Linked DNA regions of Homo sapiens: region 1 is linked to region 2. A link is an interaction called in ENCODE POLR2A ChIA-PET data of the cell type or tissue named here. Cell type or tissue: Panc1. All regions are shown on one strand. Each heading gives the region's core, and the rest is flanking DNA. Links, peaks and the distances in the headings are about the cores only.

Region 1 (8,377 bases), core at 156-8,155, 170 kb after region 2:
TTTTAAACAGTTTCTAAAAATCAAAAGAATAATAATATTATATGGCTTTTGTATGGTTGTGAGCTAAGAATGGTCTTTACATTTTTAAACAGTTTCTAAAAATCAAAAGAATAATAATATTATATGGCAAGTGAAAGTGTATGAAATTCATATTTCAAGCTCCATAAATAAAGTTCTTTTGGAACGCAAGCAAGCTCACTCATTTACATATTGTCAGTGGCTGCTTTTGCACTGACACAGCAGAGTCGAGTAGTCAAAAGAAACTGTATGGCTGCTGGGCTCAGTGGCTCATGCCTGTAATCCCAGCACTTTGGGAGCCAAGGCGGACAGATCACAAGGTCAGGAGATCGAGACCATCCTGGCTAACATGGTGAAACCTTGTCTCTACTAAAAATACAAAAAGTTAGCTGGCAGTGGTGGCGAGCGCCTGTAATCCCAGCTACTTGAGAGGCAGGAGAATCGCTTGAACCCGGGAGGCGGAGGTTGCAGTGAGCTGAGATCACGCCACTGCACTCCAGCCTGGGCAGCAGAACGAGACTCCATCTCAAAAAAACAAAACAAACAAACAAAAAAAGAAAAAGAAAAACAAAACCAAAAAGAGAAACCATATGACCTACAAAGACTAAAATAGTTATCTGGCTCCTTACAGAAAAAGTTTGCTGACTCCTGCTGTAGGGTTGATAGTTTACAACTTTAGGTTATCATGGGCTACCTTAAAGTGATATTATGCCATTTCACATAGAGTAAAAGAAATTTATTTTATTTTATTATTATTATTTGAGACGGAGTCTCACTCTGTTGCCCAGGCTGGAGTGCAGTGGCACGATCTCAGCTCACTGCAACCTCCATTTCTCAGGTTCAAATGATTGTCCTGCCTCAGCCTCCTGTGTAGGTGGGATTACAGGCGCATGCCACCATGCCTGGCTAAATTTTTTTTGTATTTTTTGTAGAGACAGGGTCTCATCGTGTTGGCCAGGTTGGTCTCAAACTCCTGACCTCAAGTGATCTGCCCGCCTTGGCCTCCCAAAGTGCCAGGATTACAGGTGTGGGCCACCGTGCCCAGCATAATGAACTGTTTTAATATTCTTGTTTGCAAATTCTAACATCTCTGTCATTTCTGGGTCAGTTTCAATTCACTGATGGTTCCTATTATGGATCATGTTTTCCTGCTTCTTTACATGCCTGATAATCTTTGGTTAGGTGCCAGACATTGTGAATTTTGCCTTGTTAGTCTGGAGAATTCTGTATTCCTATAAATATTCTTGAGGCCGGGCGCCGTGGCTCACACCTGTAATCCCAGCACTTTGGGAGGCCAAGGCGGGTGGATCACGAGGTCAGGAGTTCAAGATCAGCCTGGCCAACATGGTGAAACCCTGTCTGTACTAAAAACTGCAAAAATTAGCCAGGTGTGGTGGCACGCACCTGTGGTTCCGGCTACTCGGGAGGCTGAGGCAGAAGAATCGCTTGAACCCAGGAGGTGGAGGTTGCAGTGAGCCACGATCGTGTCACTGCGCTCCAGCCTGGGCGACAGGGCAAGACTCTCTCTCAAAAAATAAAAATTAAAATAAATAAATAAATAAATAAATAAATAAATATTCTTGAATATTATTCTGGGATGGAGTTAAATTACTCGGAAGTAGTTTGAGTCTTTCCAGTTTTGCTTTTATGATTTGTTAGGTGGGTGTTGAGCAGTGCCCCATCTACAGTTAATTATTCCCCACTATTGAGGCAAGACCTTCCTGAGTATCCCACCCGATAGCCTGTGATGATGTTTTTCCAGCCTGGCTGGTGGGAACACTCACTATTCCTGGCCCTGTGTGAGTAACGAGCACTTTTCTGAAATCCTTTTGGATGGTTTTCCCATCCCCACAGACTCACAGGCATGGCTGATCCGTATTCTCCGGAATACACAAGAGAACCTCCTGCAGTTCCCCAGCAATCTCTCCTTTGGCAACTCTGTTTTGTACTCTGTCCTGTGACTCTAGCCACGCTGGCCTCCACAGACTCTTCCTCCATATCCATCTCCTGACCTCAGACAACCTGATGCGCTCTGCTTGGATTCCCCTCTCTGCACCGTGGCTTTGAAACTCTCTCAAGACAATAAGCTGTGGCAGTCAAGTGTGGGGCCCACCTCGTGTTTCCTGTCTTTCAGGGGTCACTGTGATTCATTGCACGATGTCCAGTGTCTTCAACACTGTTGCTTCATATACCGTATTTCGTCTGACTCTTGTTTGTTTGTTTGTTTGTTTCACGTGGGAGTGAATTCTGGTCCATGTTACTTCATTTTGGGCAGAAGTGGAAATCCCACTGAATAAACATTGATTCCACGAATTTGCTGATGAAACTCTGACCTCTGACCTCCCAGATAGCTGACAGGGGGTTCCAGAACTGTGGTCACAAGGCCTAGCATACAGTAGGCGCCCCATGTTTGTTCAATGAAGGAATGCAAGAGGACTTGAACTTTGCCCTCTCACCCCGGTCTTTGTCCCCAGGGCACTGCACTTGGCTGTGATTCATCAGCATGAACCCTTCCTGGATTTTCTTCTAGGCTTCTCGGCCGGCACTGAGTACATGGACCTGCAGAATGACCTAGGCCAGGTGAGCCACGAGGGATGGTGTAGGGCTTGGGGTCCAGGGTTCCCAGTGTGACTCCCTACCGCCTGTCCTCTGCTTCTGCAGACAGCCCTGCACCTGGCAGCCATCCTGGGGGAGACATCCACGGTGGAGAAGCTGTACGCAGCAGGCGCCGGGCTGTGTGTGGCGGAGCGTAGGGGCCACACGGCGCTGCACCTGGCCTGCCGTGTGGGGGCACACGCCTGTGCCCGTGCCCTGCTTCAGCCCCGCCCCCGGCGCCCCAGGGAAGCCCCCGACACCTACCTCGCTCAGGGCCCTGACCGTACTCCCGACACCAACCATACCCCTGTCGCCTTGTACCCCGATTCCGACTTGGAGAAGGAAGAAGAGGAGAGTGAGGAGGACTGGAAGCTGCAGCTGGAGGCTGAAAACTACGAGGGTGAGGGTCGTCACCAGGGAAGGACTCAGCTCCTGGGCTAGGCGAGAGCACCTGGCCCTGGGCTCAGCTTCCCTGATTTGAGACTGAGCTCCTTGGGAAATCATGCCTAGGCTTCAGGAGCCCACACATCGGGACCAGGGACCTCCACTCAGGGCCCAGATGATTGAGAATTGGATATGTAGGACCCAGGACCCCCACCTGGAGGCCCCAGGTCACTTGGGATGCAGACCTGTCACCCACAGACCCAGAGCTGCCAGGATCCAGTTGTCGGGCCCCCGGGCTCCCCACCTGCAGAGTGTATTGCAGACCCCTACCCTACCCAGGACCGGGGAATGCAGAGCTCAGGCCCTCTGTGAAACTCTGGCACCCCAGGCTCCCAGCAATGGGCAGCAGGGTTCAGAGACAGCCCTCCTCAGCCTCATGGGAAGAAGGGCTCATCTGCCCACAGCCCTGACATCCAAGTTTCTGCTCCCCTGCCTATAAGCCCAGCCACCTGAGACCAGACCCCTCCTCAGATGGACTGACGTCATTCAGGACCCAGTGTTCAGGGCCTGCCTCTCGCCCCCAGGTCACAGGCTTTTCAGCTACTTGGTACCTTTTTTTTTTTTTTTTTTTTTTTTGAGACAGTCTCACTCTGTTGCCAGGTTGGAGTTCAGTGGCGTGATCTTGGCTCACTGCAACCTCCACCTCCCAGGTTCAGGTGATTCTCCTGCCTCAGCCTCCCGAGTAGCTGGGATTACAGGGATTACAGGCACATGCTACCATGCCCAGCTTATTTTTGTATTTTTAGTAGAGACGGGGTTTTACCATGTTGACCAGGCTGGTCTTGAACTCCTGGCCTGGCCTTAGGTGATCTGCCCGCCATGGCCTCCCAAAGTGCTGGGATTACAGGTGTGAGCCACCGTGCCTGGGCAGGAACCTTAATTTAAGGTTTTTTTTTTTTTTTTTTTTTGACATGGAGTCTCACTCTGTTGCCCAGGCTGGAGTGCAGTGGCGCCATCTCAGCTCACTGCAAGCTCCGCCTCCTGGGTTCACACCATTCTCCTGCCTCAGCCTCCCGAGTAGCTGGGACTACAGGCGCCCGCCACCATGCCCAGCTAATTTTTTGTATTTTTAGTAGAGATGGGGTTTCACCATGTTAGCCAGGATGGTCTCGATCTCCTGACCTCGTGATCCACCCGCCTCAGCCTCCCAAAGTGCTGGGATTACAGGCGTGAGCCACTGTGCCTGGCCTTTATTTTTTATTTTTAGTAGAGACGTCTTGCCATGTTGCCCAGGCAGCTTCTTGAACTCCTGAGCTCAAGTGATCCTCTTGCTTTGGCCTCCCAAAGTGCTGGGATTACAGGTGTGAAATAGCGTGCCAGCTCAGGTCCTTTGAGTGATAAGAGCAGAGACTTGGGTCTCCTCCTGGCCCCAAAATCCAGGCTCCCTGTCCACAGACCCCAGGCTGTTTACCCGCGGGCCCCAGGCTTCAAACAACTCAGGCACTAGCACTTGCCAGCAAGCTCAGGCCATCTGAGATAGGCATTTGGTACCCAGGTACCTCTTTGCCATACCCAAGAATTCAGGAACCAGCCCCCAAACCTAATCACCCTCACGCCACATGACCCTCCCCCAGGATCAAAGCACGGTGGGGTGGGGGGGGCCCTCACCTCATCATCTGACGCCAATCACTCTGTCCCCAGGCCACACCCCACTCCACGTGGCCGTTATCCACAAAGATGTGGAGATGGTCCGGCTGCTCCGAGATGCTGGAGCTGACCTTGACAAACCGGTGAGCCCCAACCTCGGGGAAGATGCCGTCGGCGGGAGGGGGCTTGTCCCCTCTTCGGGCCCTCTGACCTTTCTGTTGCACCCCCACAGGAGCCCACGTGCGGCCGGAGCCCCCTTCATTTGGCAGTGGAGGCCCAGGCAGCCGATGTGCTGGAGCTTCTCCTGAGGGCAGGCGCGAACCCTGCTGCCCGCATGTACGGTGGCCGCACCCCACTCGGCAGTGCCATGCTCCGGCCCAACCCCATCCTCGCCCGCCTCCTCCGTGCACACGGAGCCCCTGAGCCCGAGGGCGAGGACGAGAAATCCGGCCCCTGCAGCAGCAGTAGCGACAGCGACAGCGGAGACGAGGGCGTGAGTCAGGAGGAGAGACAGGGCAGCCCAGCTGGGGGGTCAGGATAGACCGGCAGGCAAGAAGCCCAAGAAGATAATTAGGCACCGACCTTGGGCTGCTGTTAGAGAACTCAGGCAGCAGCGCCAGTGACACGGGGCACTAGTCAGGAGAGACCTGGACAGGGGTGGTGGGAAGAGCTTGGGCAGAAGTGGCTGAAAAACTAAGGCAGTGGCAAAGGTAGAACTCAGGCAGGGGTGGAGAAAAGGCGTTGGTCGCAGTGATTGGTGAACACAGCGGGGGTGGGTGGTAGCGCTGGGGGTGATTTTAGGCAGCAAGAATTGGAGAACTCACACTGCGAAAAGAAAACCTTGGGTGGCAGTGATTTGAACACCGGCAGTGCTGGGGCAGGACCCGAGCCAGCGGTGGGGAGAGATATAGTCAGAGAACCCAGCAATACAGATCCGTCCTTGGGCAAGGCGCGGTGCTGGATGATGGGTGCGGAGGAATTTGGGTAAAGGCAGAGGGAAGGGGTGGAGGAGGGCCAGCTCAGTTGCCGAAACTCTGGAGTGGCGGCTGGCTAGAAATTGGTCTGTAGAAATGACCTTGAAAATGGAGTTCTGGCCAGGTGCGGTGGCTCACGCCTGTAATCCCAGCACTTTGGGAGGCCGAGGCAGGCAGATCACGAGGTCAGGAGTTCGAGACCAGCCTGGCCAACATGGCAAGACCCTGTCTCTACTAAAAATACAAAAATTAGCTGGGCGTGGTGGCGCATGCCTATAATCCCAGCTACTTGGGAGGCTGAGGTAGGAGAATTGCTTGAACCTGGGAGGTGGAGGTTGCAGTGAACCTAGATCACGCCACTGCATTCCAGCCTGGGCAACAGAGCGAGACTCCATCTTAAAAAAAAAAAAAAAAAAAAGAAAGAAAAGAAAATGGAGTTCTGAGAGCTAGGAAACTGGGAGGTTGAGCCAGGAGCAGGGGAACTTGGGCTTTGAGGCGAGACCTAATTCTTAGGGTGCTCTATGAGGACATGGGTGGTGGGCAAAGTGACAGCCGCCTGAGCCCCTCTGCCTGGTCCCCTTTGCCCCCAGGATGAATACGACGACATTGTGGTTCACAGCAGCCGCAGCCAAACCCGGCTGCCTCCCACCCCAGCCTCAAAACCTCTTCCTGACGACCCCCGCCCCGTGTGATTTGTTTCATTGTTAATATAATTTCCAGTTTAATAAACAAAACCCTAGTTCTGACAACCAGAGACCAGACTGATCTTGTCTTCCCAGTCCTCCGGGTCCTTCTGGGGCCCATCCCTGTCACATCAAGTGCTGCTCACGGAGGCAGGGTGCGTTTCTTTGTGCTTTATTCACTCAGAAGGGTTGGAGTGGGAGTGCATAGGTGTGGGGGTGCTTCCTGTGTCAGGGCTGAGCCCAGCCCCCGGCCCAGCTCAGACTCACCTCCTTGGGTGTGGTTCCAAGGCACGTCCGCCTCCTCCCCTGTTTGGGTAGGGGTGGCGTGGGGTGCTAGGTGAGGTGGAGGCTTCGGGGTCAACAGTCCTAAGCCACAGGGTGTGTCAGGAGGAAGGAGGGACTGAGGTAGGGGTCAGCCCTCCCTCCTGAGCTGCTCCCCCAGCGTCTCTGTCACCTTCTTCAGTTCGTCTCTCAAGTGCTCCAGCTGCTCCACCTCCTTTTCCTGGTGGGGTCAGAAACGGGGTAGTCAGCACCCACCTTCAAAGGCAGGCCACCTCGGTCACTGTGATTGTGGGCCATGTCGGTTCTCATAGTGGCATCCAGCAGCGGTCGTTCTGATCGTCGTGGACCGCGATGGTGACCATGCTGATTGCCATAACCCCGGAAGAGTGGTGCTGGCTAACGCGACCACAGCCAACAGCAGTAGCTTGGCACTGGCAAAGGTGCCTGGGATGAGCACCTCGTGATGGCGCTTTATTTTTATTTTTAAGATGGAGTCTCGCTCTGTCACCCAGGCTGGGGTACAGTGGCACGATCTCGGCTCACTGTAACCTCCACCTCCCGAGTTCAAGTGATTCTCCTGCTTCAGCCTCCCGAGTAGCTGGGATTACAGGCATGCAACACCATGCCTGGCTGATTTTTTGTATTTTTAGTAGAGACAGGGTTTCACCATGTTGGCCAGGCTGGTCTCGAACTCCTGACCTCAGGTAATCCTCCCGCCTCAGCCTCCCAAAGTGCTGGGATTACAGGCACGAACCACCATGCCCAGCCATTTTTTTTTTTTTTTTTTAAGATGGTTTTGCTCTGTGGCCCAGGCGGGACTGCTGTGGCACAATCATGACTCAATGCAGCCTCAAACTCCCGGGTTCAAGCAATCCCACCACCTCAGCCTCCTGAGAGCTGGGACCACAGGCGTGCGCCACCATTGCTGGCTAATTTTTTAAATTATTTGTAGAGTCACGGTTTCACTATGTTGCCCACGCTGGTCTCAAACTCCTGGCCTCAAGGGATTCTCCCACCTTGGCCTCTGAAAGGATTAACCCTCCCTAGGATTACAGGTGTGAGCCACCATGCCCACCCTGTTACGGCACTTTTGGTGCCACCAATCATGGTGACATCTTGTTTTCCATGACCCAGCAATGGTGTCTGTCTGTCACCTAGTGAAGTAGGCACAGCAGCCACTTTTCACAGTGGCCAACTTGCTAGTGATGGTGGCTTGCTTCTGTGCAATGGTGCCATCTTGGTTGCTGTAGTCCATACAGTAGTGTGGAAGTATAAGGTAAAGGCCTTGCACGGAAGTTGTTAGCCAGTCGTGGTGTCAGTCTTGGCCACTGTGATCCACTAGTGATGGATCTGGTGGTGCAGGGCCAACACCGGTGGCTGTGAGTTGTGACTCCACTGACCATCATCAACCCTGCCTCCAAACTGTGTTGGTGTTCCTCCTTCATCCCCCTACTCACCTCCCTCTCCGAAGCCTCCTCCTTCTCCTGCCTGGGCTCAGCCTCTGGCTGGTGGTGGTGGTGGTGGTGGTGGGGCAAGTCCTCGCGCCTCTCTCCTCCGCCTCTCTCGGCCCCCTGCCACAGGCTGCGGTCCCCGCCCAGCACCCGCACCCCCTTCTCCTCTGCCTGGAACTGGGCCGTCTCTTTGTCACTGGCCTTCTCTGCCACCCGCTTCTGGAGGTCCCCTCCATTCTCTAGATGCCGCTGCCACAGGTCCTCAAAGGTCTCCATGGGCCCCCTCTTCCTCTCCTCCTTCTCCTCCTCCTCGTCCTCCTCCTGGTGGAGCTGGCGATGCCCT
Region 2 (8,232 bases), core at 1-8,000:
GGACGACTCCTCACCACCCTGTGTACTAGCTTTTTTTTTTTTTTTTTGAGAGGCAGGCTCTTGCTCTGTCACCCAGGCACAATCACGGCTCACTGCAGCCTCAGCCTCCCGGGCTCAAGCCATCCTCAAGCCTCAGCCTCCTGAGTAGCTGGGACCATAGGTGTGAGCCACCACACCAGGCCCTGGCCATTTTAGAGAGGAAAATGGAGGCTCAAAGAGATGAAGTCAAGTGCCCAGGGCCCCTCCTGGAGTCAGTAGAGTGAGGATTCCAACCCCGGTGCACCAGAATCCAGAACATTCTACCATGCTGCCCTGGGGGCCAGACCCTCTCAGATACCAGCTCCTAATCTTCCCCTTCCTGGAGGGGCCTCTCCCTGCCCCAGAACCCCTACCAGGCACATCCCCCTTTCATGTCCTCCCCACCCCACACACGCCCCTTGCCCTTCTCCTTCCTTATTTGGCCTCTTTCAGGGTCACCCAACCCCTGCCAGGGACTGGCAACAAGCTAAGGTGTGGGCCTGTGGATGGCCACAGTGCAGACGGCCACAGCTGAGCAGGGGGACTTGGAGACAATGGGATGGGAGAGAACAGGTCCTGTCCCCACGACCACCCCAGGACCCTGTCCACACCTGCTGCATTCAGTGCCAGCCTCAGCTCGTAGGAGTTCATGGTTCCAGAGGTGTCCTCATCGAACTTGTTAAATATGGCCTGGGCAGGAAGGATGAGTCAGGGCTGCCCTCCATGCCCTGAAGAGGGCTGCCAATGGGGCCTCCCAGGCAAGACAGCCTGGTGCCCATCCCAACTCCCTTTCTTCTGGTGTGGACCCCCAGCAAGCAGCCTAGCCACTTGGGACTTCTGTTTCCCAATCTGTAAAATGGGAATAAGAGCAATGACCCAGAGGACAAGCTGAGGCTGGGTGGGGGCAGGGATATCCCAGCCAGATCTCTCCAAGTCAGCCTAGTCCAGTACCCCCTCGTTCCCTGGGGACCTGATAGCCCACAGGGTGCCTATGTCTCTGTTAGTAAAGGTTTCTCTCTTTCTGGGAAGAGGCCCAGTCTCCCACCTCACCTGCCACTCCAGGAGGTAGCCCCAGAGCTGCTGGAAGTGGTGTAAGGCCAGGCTTTGCCCATGCTGTGTTGGGGGTCGGGGGCATCTGGTTAAGGTCAATCTCTCCAGAAGGGGAGGAGAGACCCCAACGTCCCCTTCCCCACTCCCTCCCTCACCCAGGCACTGCCCCCCATGTACCCCGAAACACTGCAGCAGCTGCTCACAGGTCCTGAGCCCGATCTCTCTGGGGGTGGAGGTATGGGCCCTGGCTACAGGAAAAACAAAGTCAAACCACAGCACTTCCTGCATTCTGGCCACCACTTTAAGGGCTGGGTGGATGTGACTCCCTTAAGCAGGTGATGTTGTCAGTCCCATATTATAGAAGCCGAGGCACAGGGAGCCAGTGACTGCTGCGCCTAGCAGAGCTGGGATTCAAATCCAGGCAGGGGGTGCCCAGTCTGTGCTCAAGGCAGCCTTGCCTTTCAGCGGAAGGGGAGCTTGCGAGCAGCCGTGGCCCAGGTCACGGGGCCCACACAAGATCCCCTGCAGGGAGATGCTGCCAGGCTGAGCCCTGGCTTCCTGAGCCCAACTCCCAGCAGCGCGGTGGGTTCATAGACATAGGGTGGCACCGGCTCTGGTTGCAGGACCCCTGGCTAAGACCCCTCCTCCTGCCCCTATCCCAGCCAACTCACCAGGCTCCAGGGCAATGCTTAGTAAGGCCTGGAGCTGAGAGGCATTGAGTTCTTCCTCCTAGTCCAGGAAAGAGGGCTTGTGAGGCCATTTACTCATCCAGCTGCTCTGGGCCAAGCCCTGTGCTAGGGACACGGCAGGGGCTGACAGAGCCTCAGAGCCCTAGCTCCAGGAGTGGGGGAGACAGACCTGTCCCCACAGGGCCAGGGCTGTGACGGGGGAAGCACTGGGCTGTGGTTGCTGGTGGGGGGCCAGCAGACCGGCCTGGGGCAGGGGGGTGGTCAGGGAGAGCTTCCAGGGCTGGGCACCTTAGATGAGACCTGAGCCTGGCTGGAGGTGTCAGGAGGGAGAGGGTGGTCCTGGGAGAGGGTATGGACTGAGCCCAAGGCCCTGAGGCAGGGAGGAGCTGTGAGCATTTCAAGAAAAGGTCAGGAGATTTAAGCCCGGAGGGAGGAAAAAGCAAGCAAAATGAGACACCTGAGATGCTGGGGTGGGGGAAGGGGGGTCCCCAAGGGGAGGCCGCAGCGGGATACCCCCTCAGTCCAATCCCCCTCCTCACCTCTCCAGCCAGCTCCTGAAACAGCTGCTCCAACCCCAGCTCCAGGGGCAGGTAGGGGCCCTGCCGCATGGCGGAAGTTTAGCGCTGGCCAAGATCCCCGCCCCATGCCGCCCCTCCAGGAACAGTCCCCACCTGGAGAGACTGCAGGTCTGCGCTGATCACGTCGTCGATCTCCCTGCAAATTACAGATGGGAAGTGGGGAGGGGGCTGTTTGCCCCAGCTGGGGCTGTGTGGGACGGGGTCTCAGGTGAGGAATCGCGTGGGGTCTAGGTAGGGACCGTGGAGCCCTGGGCTCATCCTCGCGGGGCGGGGGTTCTGGGGGCGGGGCGGGGGTTCTGGGGGCGGGGCGGGGGTTCTGGGGGCGGGGCGGGGGTTCTGGGGGCGGGGCGGGGGTTCTGGGGGCGGGGCGGGGCGGGGGTTCTGGGGGCGGGGCGGGGCGGGGGTTCTGGGGGCGGGGCGGGGGTTCTGGGGGCGGGGCGGGGCGGGGCGGTGGTTCTGCGGGCGGGGCGGGGCGGGGCGGGGCGGGGCGGGGGTTCTGGGGGCGGGGCGGGGCGGGGCGGGGGTTCTGGGGGCGGGGCGGGGCGGGGGTTCTGGGGGCGGGGCGGGGCGGGGCAGGGGTTCTGGGGGCGGGGCAGGTCAGGTCTCGGGGGTCTCGGGGGTCTCGGGGGTCTCGGGGGTCTCGGGGGTCTCGGGGCCTGTCTAGGCAGGGATGGGGTCGGATTTGGGTGCCCGGGGCTCACACGGCCGTGTGGCGGCGCTCGGAGAAGACACGCAGAGTGAAGTCAGCCTCGTCGCCGGCGTGGGCGGTGCTCGGCACCACCAGGTAGTGGCCTGGACGCAGGCAGCAGCGGCGGGTCACGTCGCGGCGGGCGCTGAGGGGCGAGCGGTCGGCGCGCAGCAGCCGGGGCAGGAGCGCATGGCTGCGCGGGGAATCCCAGAGGCCCAGCAGCTGGGGACGGGGCGGCATGACCACGGACCAGGCTCACCCCCGGCCCTTCATCCCCGCACCCTCCAGCGCGCCCCGTCCACCCTGCCTAACCCCTGTCCACGCCTCCCCTGCCCCCGGACCCGGCTCTGCCCCCCCACCCCCAGGGCAGTTTGACCAAGCCCCAGGGCAGGTTGACCAAGCCCCAGGGCAGGTTGACCAAGCCCCAGGGCCGGTTGACCCCATCCCAGACTCACCTCCTCTGGAATCTGAAAGAAGCAAGAGCAAGGGGCGTCGGGGCAGGGGAGAGGTGGCCGCCGCTCAGGGTCTCCTCCCTGCCCCTTCTCACCTCTGTGCTCTCTCCCTCCTTCTTCGTCCTATTAGACCCTTATTGAACCTTTGCCCCGCAGTCCCCGACCCAGGCCCTCGCCGACCCCTCCCCAACTCTTCCTTCCCCATCTGCGCTCCCAGCGCCTTCTCTGTATCCTTGGTCCCCTCTGGCCCTTCTAACCCCCAGCCTCTCTCTGTCCCTAACCTCGTCCCTCTGTCTGTCCCTGAGCCCCTCCCTCTCATTCCCTTAGCTCCCTCTCCCCTCTGAGACCTGGCCCCCCAGCCCTACTAGCCCCCTACTCCCCTCCCAGCGCCGCCCCCTCTTGGCCCTGCTCCTCCACTCCTCCCCTCCTCCCCGATCCTCTTCAGTCCCACCCCTCCACCACTCCCCCTCTTCCCCCTTGGCCCCGCCCTCCACACCTCCCCTCTTCCCACTGGCCCCGCCCCTCCATGCCTCCCCCGCTCCTTGGCCCGGCCCCGCCCCTCCACCCTCCGGGTTCCCTCCAGCCTCAGCTTTGCCCAGGACCTCACCTGGAACACGTGGAAGCCAACGGTGAGGTAAGTGAGGCCCTTGGCTCTCAGGCGCCGCCGGTTGCGCTGGATGAGGGACAGAAGGACCGTGCACTTGGGCGTGCGGCCCCCCCGCGCTGGGCCCCGTGCCCCTGCAGCCCCCCAGCCCCCCCAGGGCCCTTCCTCATCCTCGTCATCCTCCTCATCAGGCTCCAGCAGCGTTAAACGGAACTGAGGATTGGTCCAGAAGGTTTCTAAGGGAGGAGGAAAAAAGGGGGTTTCCTAGCCGGCCACAGCGCCCCCCACCCCAGGAAGCCTCTCAGGGCCCCTCAGGCCTCACCAGCATTAGGCTGGCTCCCGCCGGAGTTGAAGCCACGCACCCAGCGGCCTTGGAAGGTGTGGACGTGCCAGCCGCCCCCCTCCGGGCTGGGGCCCAGCACCTCCGGGCTCAGCGAGCAGATCTGCACGGTGTCGAAATGGAGGAGGAAGTCCCGCAGCTCCATCCTGCACGGTGGCCCAGTCAGACCCTGCCCGGCCCCACCTCGAGGGGGTCCCAAGATCCCGGAAATGACTCCCAGATCCCAAAGCCCCTCACATTTCTTAAATATTGTCAAATACCCTTCAGGCTCCAGAAATGAACCCCAAATGCCTGGGCCTCTAGCTCTGCCAAATTCCTCCAAGTCCTCAGACATGCCCCACAAATCGCCAAGATTCACAAGCTGCCCCCAAATATCGTTAAATTGCCACCAACCCCCAAATAGCAAGACCCTCAGACTCTAAATTACCAACAAGTACCCTTCAGCCCCTCAACATTGCCAAATCTCAAGAAATGCCCCAAATATCACCAAGCCTTCCTCCATTGCCCTAAATACTGCCCATCCCTTTCAATCCTCCACAGATAACTAGGCCTTCAAATTCCCCTCATATTACTACTTTTTTAAACCCACTCCAATCAGAGGTTCTCTAATATTACTACCAATTCTTCCTTGATTTCCCAAAATAGAACCTGGCCCCAAAATTACCACCGATGTACACAGTTTCTCCCTATTAGGACCCATCCTTCAACTGGGGCTCGCCCTCCCTGAACCCCTTGGCAGAGACCCTCCCAGAGGCAGAGCTGGGACCCTGACGAACTGACCAGAACTCGCCATCCTCCTTTTTCACCAGCAGGGCATCGCGGCACTCGGTGGGGAGTGTGTCCCAGCGTGGGCAGCTGGAGAGACTGTGGTGTGAGGGGCGGGCAGGTGGGGTCCAGCCCCACACCCACCCCAGACCCATCCCACCTGTCGCTCCAGGCCCCCGTCCACTCCACGCAGCCCCATGGGTTCCGCAGCCGCAGCAGCCGCACCTTGGTGAAGCCCAGGAACACCTGGGGCAGCATCGTCAGTGGGGGTGATGCCTGGACATGGCCTGCCACCCCACCCATGGGGGACACTTACCTTGTGTGTGCCCGTGATGGAATACGCGTGTCCCTTTACCAGGCCCTCTTCTGTGCGGTACTCACCCCGATCACTCTGGGCAGGGGATGGGATGGTGAGGCCAAGGTAGGGGACAGGAGGGCAGCTGCTCCTCCCTGCCCCCAACCTCCTGCCACCAAGGCAGGAGCCAACCAGAGCACTGAACTGAATGGCACGCAGCTCAGAGACCATGTCAGGGTTAGTGACTGAAGGCGAAAGAGAAAAGGAGAGGAAGGGAGATGGAAACGAGACAAAAGGAGATGGAGGTACGGGCTCACGCCTGTAATCCCAGCACTTAGGGAGGTCGAGGTGGAAGGACTACTTGAGGCCAGGAGTCCAAGACCAGCCTGGGCAACATAGCAAGACCCCAAGTCTACAAAAATTTTAAAAATTCAACAGGCGTGGTGGTGCACACCAGTGGTCCCAGCTACTCTGGAGGCTGAGGCAGGAGGATCCCTTGAGCCCAGAGGTCAAGGCTATAGTGAGCTATGATGACACTACTGCACTCTGGCCTGGGTGACAGAGTGAGATGAGACCCTGCCTCCAAAAACAAAAACAAACAAAATAGATGGAAAGAGGCCTGTTGTGGTGGCTCACACCTGTAATCCCAGCACTTTGGGAGGCCGAGGCGGGCAGATCACAAGGTCAGGAGATTGAGACCATCCTGGCTAACACAGTGAAACCCCATCTCTACTAAAAATACAAAAAACTAGCTGGGCATGGTGGCGGGCGCCTGTAGTCCCAGCTACTCGGGAGGCAAAGCAGGAGAATTGCTTGAACTTGGGTGACAGAGGTTACAGTGAGCCAAGGTCGTGCCACTGCACTCCAGCCTGGGTGACAGAGCAAGATTCCGTCTCAAAAAAAAAAAAAAAAAAAAAAAAGATGGAAAGAGTAGAGAGACAGAGACAGAGACAAAGAAAGATACAGAAGAGAGAAACAGACACAAAAGAAAAAGAGAAGCAGTAACTCAGAGGATTTAAGTAAATGAATGAGTGAAGGAGTTAGACCAACTCAGTGAATGAATGAGTGTGTCATGGGGTCACAGATGAACACATGACCCAAGCTAAGCCCACGAGAATCAATCCTGGGACTTTTACTGAAATTCTCAGAAAGAGGCACTTTTTTTTTTTTTTTTTAAATAAACCCTAGGGTGGTAGGAGATACCTGCAGCTATGGGGGATCCTTTTATGCCCATGAGGGGAGAGCCTGGCTGAGAGTGACACTAACACAGAATGAGAAATAAACATAGTTGCAACACCCTCAGCATCTGGATCCAGCTGTGCCTGAAGCCCCTGATTCATGAGAGCAAATGAATTTATTTTTGACTAGTTAGATTTATGAGCGAGCCTAAGCCAGTAACGGAAGCAGAGAACAGAGGAAGCACTCCGCCCACCCCACCACACCCCTGACTGTGCTCTGGTCCTGGTGGGGGTTCCGCATGCGAGTCCAGGTCTCTTACCAGGGCAGTGGCGCCCACGAGGGACTCCTTGGCCAGGGCATGGCGCAGGGCAGAGAACAGCCCCATGCTGTTTTGTCTCAGATAGAGCACCTCGCCCACGCCGCCTGTGAAATCCACAAAAGCCTCATTCATGTGGCCGCCCCGCATCACCTCATAGGAGCCGTGGAGCCTGTGGGGGCAGATCTGGGGTGAGGGTTGAGGCAAGTACAAGCGTCTCAGGCACCCCTGCCCTGGGATCTGCAGGGGCCTGTGTCTCAGGGTGTGGAATCCCCAGGGGAAATTCCTGAAGTTTTGAGACTTTTTCCAGGGTCACCCTGTGGCCCAGGCCGGAGTGCAGTGGCGTGATCTCATCTCACTGTAGCCTCAAACTCCCGGGTTCAAGCGATCCTCCTCCCACCTCAGCCTCCCGAGGAGCTGGGCCCACAGGTGCACACCACCACACCCAGCTAAAACAATTTCAGACTCTTGGCCAGGCATGGTGGCTCACGCCTGTAATCCCAGCGCTTTGGGAAGCCGAGGCAAGTGGATCACCTGAGGTCAGGAGTTTGAGACCAGCCTGGCCAATACGGTGAAACCCCGTCTCTACTAAAAATACAAAAATTAGCTGGGCGTGGTGGCACATGCCTGTAATCCCAGCTACTCGGGAGGCTGAGGCAGGAGAATCGCTTGAACTCGGGAGGCGAAGGTTGCAGTGAGCCAAGATCACGCCATTGCACTGTAGCCTGGGCAACAAGAGTGAAACTCCATCTCAAAAAAAAAAAAAAAATTCAGACTCTTGACGGGGGGAACTGTGGCACATACAGAAGCCCTTGGAGATTGGGCCTGTGGTCCTTGGGGTGACCAGGACTTCGGTTTGGTGGGGGGCATGGGAGAGCTGTGTTAGAATTCTGAGAGTCCTGGTGCTGTCTGAAACCTTGAACCTCTGGTAGATGTCCGCTTTGGGGGATCATCCCTATGGGGGCTTGTCAGGAATTTCAGAGCCTCAGAATGGGGAAAAGGCAAAGATTTGAGGGTCCCAGGGTGACCCCCAATATTTTGGGGGTGCTTTAGATTTCTCAATGGACCAGGAGAGACAATCTAAGATATACAGCTCACCCGAGGGGATAAATCCCAGATTTGGTGAATCCAGGGCCTGATATATGAGATTTCAGGATCCTTAAGAATTATGAGTGACTGGGGGTCTCCAGGAATGTTTTGTGTGAAATATTGATGGAGAGAGGGGTTTAAGATTTGAAGGTACAGCTGAGCACAGTGG

What was found. Peaks named below come from ENCODE experiments on the same cell type or tissue, not always from the same donor. Only the 100,000 strongest peaks of a DNase experiment are listed, where the experiment ranks them.
Region 1: POLR2A ChIA-PET joins it to region 2 with 17 read pairs; 6 of 35 experiments call an interaction of 5 or more read pairs at or near these places.

What each region holds. Positions count from the first base shown.
Region 1 is chr19:38,902,523-38,910,899 of GRCh38, forward strand. It overlaps NFKBIB (NFKB inhibitor beta), which reads left to right. Exons shown (of 6, transcript NM_002503.5): 2 at 2,493-2,598; 3 at 2,680-3,013; 4 at 4,699-4,787; 5 at 4,877-5,137; 6 at 6,209-6,367. The coding sequence ends at 6,310. It overlaps CCER2 (coiled-coil glutamate rich protein 2), which reads right to left. Exons shown (of 5, transcript NM_001243212.2): 4 at 8,041-8,377; 5 at 6,458-6,803. The coding sequence ends at 6,714. Among named protein-coding and RNA genes, the nearest start is that of CCER2, 5.5 kb to the right of the region's middle. In Panc1, for the core only: no CTCF peak of the experiment used is centred there; no DNase peak of the experiment used is centred there.
Region 2 is chr19:38,733,074-38,741,305 of GRCh38, forward strand. It overlaps CAPN12 (calpain 12), which reads right to left. Exons shown (of 21, transcript NM_144691.4): 5 at 6,978-7,146; 6 at 5,501-5,575; 7 at 5,345-5,430; 8 at 5,200-5,274; 9 at 4,402-4,565; 10 at 4,083-4,315; 11 at 3,479-3,490; 12 at 3,037-3,245; 13 at 2,429-2,471; 14 at 2,297-2,356; 15 at 1,740-1,797; 16 at 1,246-1,316; 17 at 1,069-1,131; 18 at 630-708. It overlaps LOC124904711 (a long non-coding RNA gene), which reads left to right and starts at 3,154. Exons shown (of 2, transcript XR_007067251.1): 1 at 3,154-4,109; 2 at 4,271-6,781. RefSeq lists enhancers at 1,075-1,124, 4,551-4,610 and silencers at 3,184-3,333, 4,081-4,130. In Panc1, for the core only: no CTCF peak of the experiment used is centred there; DNase peaks (open chromatin) are centred at 678 and 1,438; H3K4me3 peaks cover 2,609 bases; H3K27ac peaks cover 2,923 bases.